Linked DNA regions of Homo sapiens: region 2 is linked to region 1. Evidence: read pairs that join two places in POLR2A ChIA-PET (ENCODE). Cell type or tissue: GM12878. All regions are shown on one strand. Links, peaks and the distances in the headings refer to the core of each region. The heading gives the core; the rest is flanking DNA. Region 1 overlaps PPP2R5E (protein phosphatase 2 regulatory subunit B'epsilon). Region 2 has its middle 9.4 kb from the start of SGPP1.

The links. Peaks named below come from ENCODE experiments on the same cell type or tissue, not always from the same donor. Only the 100,000 strongest peaks of a DNase experiment are listed, where the experiment ranks them.
Region 2: POLR2A ChIA-PET joins it to region 1 with 5 read pairs; 3 of 35 experiments call an interaction of 5 or more read pairs at or near these places.

What each region holds. Positions count from the first base shown.
Region 1 is chr14:63,408,780-63,413,177 of GRCh38, reverse strand. All of the region lies in intron 5 of PPP2R5E (protein phosphatase 2 regulatory subunit B'epsilon), which reads left to right. Among named protein-coding and RNA genes, the nearest start is that of GPHB5, 92 kb to the right of the region's middle. In GM12878, for the core only: no CTCF peak of the experiment used is centred there; no DNase peak of the experiment used is centred there.
Region 2 is chr14:63,735,245-63,739,642 of GRCh38, reverse strand. It overlaps the pseudogene EIF2S2P1 and the pseudogene RNU7-116P. Among named protein-coding and RNA genes, the nearest start is that of SGPP1, 9.4 kb to the right of the region's middle. In GM12878, for the core only: no CTCF peak of the experiment used is centred there; a DNase peak (open chromatin) is centred at 1,842; H3K4me3 peaks cover 728 bases; H3K27ac peaks cover 1,226 bases.

The DNA of each region.
Region 1 (4,398 bases), core at 118-4,117:
GAAACTTATAATACGAAAACATCAGAGAAACCCAGATTTGGAAAGGACATTTTGGGTTATGTATTCTAGTTCTTTAGCAAATTAGTCTCCTTTGAGACCCTTTTTCAGTGAAGAAAAGCCATATACACAGGTAGCTTGTTCCATTTTTGTTAGGAAGTTCTTTTTTTATGTTGAACCTCTCTATGCCTTGTACCCTTTGTCTTTATTCTCCCCAGAATAATTTCTTAGTATATCTGTAGCCCAGACATAACCTTTCAGGTCTTAGAACACAGCTTTTGTGTTCACCCTTTGACTCTTTTTCTCTATAACAGTGGTTGCAATTCAAATGCTCATAGCCTCATACATAGTAAGTCTGAAAGCCAGGGGTCAGACAATAGGATGTAGACTGGTTCCTATTAAATGGGGCTTTGGCTACCCCTCTTCATTCAGTTATCCCCAGACTTTTCTCCTCGCCAATCCCCAAGATAAATAGAAATCCAGATTCTTCTGTGAAGTTTTCTGGTATTACTAAAATCTTGTACAGAATGAACTAGCCCATTTGCCTTCTGGATCTAGCCTACCAGCTGTCAGTATGCATTTTCTCCTCTAGACCGAGTTCTTCGTTCTGTCAACCTTCTCTCATTTGTTAGTTTTGAAGCCTTCAGTATCCTGGTTGTGTCCATTTGTCCTCTAATATGACATCTATATTTGAACAGAATGCCCTGAGCCTGGTCAGCCCAGTGCGGCTTAGAGTTGGCTTTTTCATTCCCTTGTCGTGACTTTAGGTTTCTTAAAGGAAAAGTCTCATGAGCATTTCTTGCTGTAGCATGACATTGCCAACTTATGTTAAGCTTCTGGTTATAGCTGGCTTCTAATTGAGCTTTCTGCATATTGCTGCATGTTTCTCTTCTTTTCCCTTTTTTAAACAAACAGGGTCTTGCTATGTTGCCCAGATTGGGCTCAAGTGATCCATCTCAGTCTTCCAAGTAGCTGAAACTACAGGTGTGCACCACCATGCCTGGCTTATTGTTGGTTGTTACACAGTTGGCTTTTTTATCTAAGTGTAGTACTTGGCATATGTTCCTGTGGAATCATTTATCCCTTATTCATATCTACCTTATTCACTGTGTCTTCCATCTTTATGACATCTGTAACCTAAATATGCTATCGGCCTCATCTAAGTCATTGATTAAAATTGTTTAACTAGGATAAAACACTACCTATTGGGTACAGTGCACACTATTATATATGGGTACGCTAAAAGCCCAGACTTCACTGCCATGCTTCTAGTAGTCTATTTTGTGTTGCTGTAAAGGAATTCTTGTGGCTGGGTAATTTATGAAGAAAAGAGGTGTATTTGGTTCATTGTTCTTCGGACTGTACACGAAGCATGGCACTAGCATCTGCTTCTGGTGAGGGCCTCAGGAAGCTTATAATCATGGTGGAAAGCAAAAGGGGAGCATGTGTGTCACGTGGTGAGAGAGGAGCAAGACAGAGGGGGCAGAGGTGTCAGGCTTTTTTTTTTTTTTTTTTTTTTTTTAAACAACCACATCTCACGGTAGCTAATAGAGTGAGAACTCACTCATTACTTCAAGGACAGCACCAAGCCATTCATGAGGGACCCACCTCCATACCTCCATGATCCAGATACCTCTCACTAGGCCCCACCTCCAACACTGGGGATCACATTTCAACACGAGATTTGGAGGGAACAAAAACCAAACTATATCAATGCAATATATCCATGTAACACAACTGCACTTGTACTCCCAAAACTATAAAAATAAAAATAATTTTAAAAAAAAGAAAAAGTTGTTAAACTAGCCAGGGTTGAGATAGGAGCCTTTAGAAATTCCCTATATTACACAGCTTCATCATTAATCAGTAATCTTTGAGTTTTATCCTTGATCCAGAAATTTACTAGTATATTATCATCCTTCCTGCATTTCTTAATTTTGGTTGTATGGAGAACATAGAGACTATTAGATGCTATGGTAAAAGCCAGGACTCTGTGTTTATAGCATTACTGTCATCTATAGGCCTTGTAACTTTATCATAAAAAGGAATGCCATTTATCTGCCATGTGGTATTAGTGAACGTCTAGAGCTAGTGCTGTTTACTGATGATCCTGCCCTAAGTGCTTGCAAACCATGGGTTTGTTCATCTGTCCTAAAATTTTGCCAGAGACAAGAAATAAAGTGTCAGTGGTGAAGTTCATTTATATACTTTATGTTTTCAGCCCCTTCCTCATTTTTCCAATTGTTGCCTTCTTTACTTTCCATCTGCTGGATCTGTTATAAATTTGACCTTCACACCAGGGCTCACCCCAGTTCCTGAATGAATTGTGAAAGTGGCAAGCAGGGGTATTGGCAGAATCAGCACCACCATTGAGAGCTTGAATGAAATCATCTGACTAATCAGTGCATTAACTGCCATGTTGGGAATAAGCCCTGGGCACCTGTTAGCTCCCATTTTCCAGAATACCCTGCTCATTCATGTTGGTAATCTGTAAGTTGGCCTCCTGTCCTTTTCCTTACCCTTTAGTCTGCTGATGACTTACCTTCGCTCCCGGTGCCTTCTAAGAGGGGGCCTTAATTTCTTAACTGGTTCTCCTGAGATCCCTTCCTGGCCAGTTTGGTTCTGCTGGGGAGTGGGTGGGCCTTTGGGGCTTGAGGGATTGATGCTGATATTTTACCCCATTATCCCCCGTCTCACTCATTCCTCCTCCTCTTTCCCACTGTGACTTAACTGTCCTTGAATTGACAGGTCCTTCTAACCTCTGCACTCGGTAGTCAGGTCTTTTTCACACCCCCGCTTGTCCTTGCATTTTTCTGAACTCCATCGTCTCCCATGGTGCCACCTGTTCCTAGTGTGTTTCTCTTATGACATGGAAACCTACATCCTTTTCCTTTTGACAAATCAGGATGACGTTTACCCTGTTTCTTTTCTTTGGGCAGATTTCTATTTTCTGTGGGTTTTCAGTGGTCTCAAAAAAGAATCTTGGTAATCTCAGCTTAAAATTTCTTTCTTCAGTTAGACAGAATTTATTGTATCCATGAGATTTCAACTTATTTTCTGTAGCAGCTGAATATGTTCTTTGCAGTCAGTCTTCTGACTGTCATTCCTCTGTCAGTGAATACAAAAGCAAAATAGGAATTGAGCTATTTTACTATGACGTAGTGGAAAGTTAGGAAGCTTTGGGTTTGAATCTTGACTTCCCTATATATTGTAAGTATATTTTAGGAGCTGAGAATGTGAACTTTGGGGTCAGAAGAAACTGCATACAAACTCTGGCTTCTCTGCCTACTTGCAGTATGACTTTCAGCAAGTTTGTATACCTGTTGTCCAAGCCTGAATTTCCTGATTCATGACATGGGATAACAGGATAAATGAGATACTGTTAAGTAAAACAGGAGACACGTCAAAATCGACAGTTGTCAAATCTGCTTAGTTCACTTGGCAGTGTGGATACAAAGACAGGATCCCTGCCTTCAATCTTAAACAGGTGACTGAAAACCTTGGGCAGATTATTGACCACTCGGAGCCTCAGTGTCGTTTTTTATAAAATGACATTAAGATCACCTATCACAACAAGTCACAGCAAGTAGGCTTGTTATGAGATAAAATGAGATGACTTGTAAAAATGTCTACTGGTATCACCTATGGGGCATAGTAGTTGCTCATTAAATATTAATTCATCTTTTCACAACCCCCTCATATGTTATCTGCCCGCATTGATAGAATGTATTATTTTTCTTGATTCCAATAATTTTAGTTTTATTTATTTATTTTGAGACAGAGTCTTGCTCTGTTGCCCAGGCTGGAGTGCAGAGGTGTAATTTCAGCTCACTGCAACCTCCACCTCCCGGGTTCAAGTGATTTTCATGCCTCAGCCACCTGAGTAGCTGGGATTACAGACGTGCACCACCAAACTCAGCTATTTTTTGTTTATTTGATTGTTTTTTTGAGACAGAGTCTTGCTCTGTCACCCAGGCTGGAGTGCAGTGGTACAGTCTCAGCTCACTGCAACCTCCGCCTCCTGGGTTCAAGCAATTCTCCTGCCTCGGCCTCCTGAGTAGCTGGGATTACAGGCACTCGCCACTACGGCTGGCTAATTTTTTGTATTTTTAGTAGTAACGGGGTTTCTCCATGTTGGTCAGGCTGGTCTTAAACTCCCAACCTCAGGTGATCCACCTGCCTCGGCCTCCCAAAGTGCTGGAATTACAGGCATGAGCCACCAAGCCCGGCCCTAATTTTTGTATTTTTGGTAGAGACGTGGTTTCACCATGTTGGCCAGGCTGCTCTTGAACTCCTGGACTCAAGTGATCTGCCCACCTTGGCCTCCCAAAGTGCTGGCAATACAGGCGAGTCACTGTGCCTGGCTTCCAGTATTAATTTTAAAATCTTCATTTTTTGAAA
Region 2 (4,398 bases), core at 186-4,185, 330 kb before region 1:
GCAGTGGCATGCTCTCAGCTCACTGCAACCTCTGTCTCCTGGGTTCAAGTGATTCTCCTGCCTCAGCCTCAGTAGCTGGGATTACAGGTGTGAGCCACCATGTCTGGCTACAAACCTAGCTTTTCTGATTCAAGATAGTGTTTGTATATAGTACATACCAGTGTACTATATACACTTGTAGTATAACCCATCAGTGTCTGTTTTGCTCCCAGCACTATGTTAGTAAAAACTTTTTAAAAATTAGAACATCAGGTCGGGCCCTTGCCTCTGAGACATAGCAGTATTGGCCGGGCACCATGGCTCACACCTGTAATCCCAGTACTTTGGGAGGCTAAGGCCAGTGGATCACCTGAGACAGGAGTTTGAGACCAGCCTAGGCAACATGGTGAAACCCTGTCTCTACCAAAAAACACAAAAAATCAGCTAGGAATGGTGGCAGGTGCCTGTGGTCTCAGCTATTTGGGAGGGTGAGGTGGGAGGATCCCTTGAACCTGGGAGGTGGAGGTTGCAATGGACCGAGATAGCACCACTGCACTCCAGCCTGGGTGACAGAGTGAGAGAGACCCCGTCACACACACACACACACACACACACACACACACACACACACACACACAGAGCAGTATAGTTTTTTGACAACACTGTACACTGACAATCAGATCTGGCTTCTGGTTCTAATTCTGCCTCTAACCACTTGTGTGATTACATTTTATTAGAAAATAACAGAAACTCAGCCGGGCACTGTGGCTCACGCCTGTAATCCCAGCACTTTGGGAGGCCAAGGTGGGCCGATCACCCGAGGTCGGGAGTTCGAGACTAGTCTGACCAACATGGAGAAACCCCGTCTCTACTAAAAATACAAAATTAGCTGGGCATGGTGGCACATGCCTGTAATCCCAGCTACTCCGGAGGCTGAGGCAGGAGAATTGCTTGAGCCCTGGAGGCAGAGGTTGTGGTGAGCCGAGATCACGCCTTTGTACTCCAGTCTGGGTGACAGACTGAGACTCCATCTCAAAAAAAAAAAAAAGAAAATAACAGAAACTCAACTCAAACAAATCTAAATTGAGAGGGGGATTTATTGGCTCATGAAATCCAAGGAAGGATTGAACAAGCAGGTGTCAAAAATGGCAGGGCTGCTGGCACGGCAGCTCACGCCTGTAATCCCAGCACTTTGGGAGGCCGAGGCGGGCGGATCACCTGAGGTCAGGAGTTCAAGACCAGCCTGGCCAACATGGAGAAACCCCATCTCTACTAAAAACACAAAAATTAGCCAGGCGAGGTGTTGGGCACCTGTAATCCCAGCTACTGGGGAGGCTGAGGCAGGAGAATCACTTGAACCCATGAGATGGAGGTTGCAGTGAGCCGAGATCACAACACTGCACTCCAGCCTGGGCAACAGAGTCAGACTCCATCTCAAAAAGGCACGGCTAGCCTGGGCATGGTGGCTCACGTCTGTCATTCCAGCACCTGAGGAGGCTGAGGTGGGAAGGCTGTAATTCCAGCACTTGCCCAGGAGTTTGAGACCAGCTTGGGCAATATGATGAAACCCTGTCTCCATGAAAAATACAAAACTTAGCTGGGTATGATGGTGTGTGCCTAATGGGAGGATCCATTGAGCCTGGAAGGTTGATGCTACAGTGAGCCATGATCAAGCCACTGCACCCCAGCCTGGGTGACAGAGTGAGACCTTGTCTCAAAAACAAAACAAAACAAAACAAAACAAAAAACAAACAAACAAAAGGCAGGGCTGCAGAGGTGAAACAAGGGGCCCAAACCTTGTTAGGAGTCTTTCCAAGTCTTGTTTCTGTTGTTTTCGGTATGGCAGTTTCACTTTCTCTCATCACTAACCAGCTTTCTCTAAAGGTAGGACATATGTCTGCTGTGTTTCTAAGTTTAGATTTAAAAGGTTTAACCATTGGAGAGAAACCACCTCAATCTCTCACTGTCTGAAAGTACAAAAATCTCAGGGAACCCACTCCCTGGCCCAGCAGAGGGTGGGAACCCAATCTGTGGTTACCAGAGGAATGCATTCCAGAGAGTTCTAGCAAGATCATCACAGGTGCCAATTTTCTTCAGTATTATATGAAAAATATAAATCTTAAATACGGGGGATGATAAAGTTAGGTAGGATAGAAAGCCATTATTCCAGGTAGAGGAAAGGCGCCTTGAGTTAGTGATGTTGTTAGTCTATGAATGAAAAGACAAGTCTGACTGGAGGACAAGGCTGGGTCCTTGTTCCCATAGGAAATAAGCATGAATTGCTAGGGTAGGAAGTGATTATGATGGACCAAAAAGCTAAACATAGAATTTGTTCTACTTGAAGCAGCCATTATAGGTTTCTTGTACAGATTCAACTATGACTTCTGAAATCTCACTTTATAACAAAGAAATCTTGAATCACTTCCTAGAATACTCCTTCCTTTTCTTAATTGAACTTAGGTTAGGGTAGCAGTAGGAATGAAGAATGGGTGAGAGAATTCAGAGAAGGAAAGCTAAAAACACAACACCCAATCTAATCTGGAACCTAGAAGAAGGATAGCACTCTCAAAGACTATTTGACACAAGCATCTTGAAAGCAGGAGCTATGTCTTATTAACATTGCATCTCCAAGAACGTAGCACAGTCAGCAAATACCACATAATAAACTGAGTGACTCTCATAAAATGAGGAAATTAAGAAGATGGCCTCTAAGCCCCTTCCAGCTCCACAAATCTTTGAGTCTATTTCTCATCTTGATCTTAAAAGTCATGAAAGTCCTCAAATATCTACACACAAAAATGATAGGTTGTTAAAAAGGTTAAGATGGGTCGTGTTTGGTGGCTCACGCCTGTAATCCCACCACTTTGGGAGGCAGAGGCTGGTGGATGGCTTGAGCTCAGGAGTTGGAGACCAGCCTGGGTAACATGGTGAAACGCTGTCTCTATAAAAATAAATAAATAAATAAATACACAAATAAAACAAAAAATATGCAAAAGGGCTGCAAATTCTAGTATACTTATGAAAATAGGTATTCAAAAATATATTAAACACATTTTATAAATGATTTTCACCAAGGACTAAAGTGTATTAAAAGTTTACATTCTTCAGGAAATTTAATTAACTAGAATATTCCATTCTCTTTTTTGCAGGGTGGCCAGGGGAGCTTTCTGGTAAGCACCGTAAAGTCTGATGGGCAAATTCTAAAAGAGTTGTAGCACTTAGAATATTCCATTCTGATTGAGAATTTACACTAGTATATTCATTACTATAAACATCAAAATATTAGGGGCAAGTCAACACTTACCAAGATGTCTAAATGGTGAATGTGCAGATGGGATTGGAGATTTCAAGACCTGAGAACTTAAAAAAAAAATATTTCGAACCAGTACGACATCTATATTTCCAATCATTGTTGGGGGGAAAAAGGCATCAATCAGATTTTTTTCACTGTTATAATAACTTTAATTTATCTTGCATTTTACAGAAGTCTATGAACAATTTTAAAAAAGCACCTCCTTATCCCATAGCACGTTTCTCTGATAGTTGTTAAAGTAGGCAAGGAGTATGTCAACAGCTTCAGCATCAGCGTCTTGCAAGGATTTCAGACCAACCAACCACTCTCCAAACAACTTGGCAGCTTTTTTATCTTGTTTTTAATACAATGGTATATCCACTCTAATGGCAAACCTGTCCAGCCACATCTCCACAACATGCTTTGCAAAGTCAGTGATTAGCAAATTAGTTAGCTTTGGCACGGAGCTGTGCTCGCTTGCCAGTGACAACCTGGAAGCGGGTTTTGATACTGGCAACAGAACATCTAGAATGACAAGTTTTGCACTGTAGGAAATAGAGTCGTGTGTCCTTCTGTAGGATTGTGTCTGGTGATTGACATGTGTGACAAGTGACATATTCCTTGATATATCTTCTCAAGACATTTTCTCTATTTCTGTTGGAATCTTTTTTTGATTACAAGTTGATTATTACCATCTATAGAACCACTTGTACCCAATTCAGCCAACGAAAATGCAAGATGTTTGGGCTGACGATGTAATAGTTAATAGGTATCTGTAAAGTTGACAAAAGAAGTTTTCTGCTGAGCATGGTGGCTCACGTCTGTAATCCCAGCACTTTGGGAGGCCGAGGCGGGCAGATCACGAGGTCAGGAGATCAAGACCATCCTGGCTAACACGATGAAACCCCGTCTCTGCTAAAAATACAAAAAATTAGCCGGGGGTAGTGGCGGGTGCCTGTAGTCCCAGCTACTCGGGAGGCTGAGGCAGGAGAATGGTGTGAACCCGGGAGGCGGAGCTTGCAGTGAGCCGAGATCGCGCCACTGCACTCCTGCCTGGGCGGCAGAGCCAGACTCCGTCTCAAAAAAATAAGGAAGTTTTCTTGGTTCCTACTTGTACGACCTGTGGA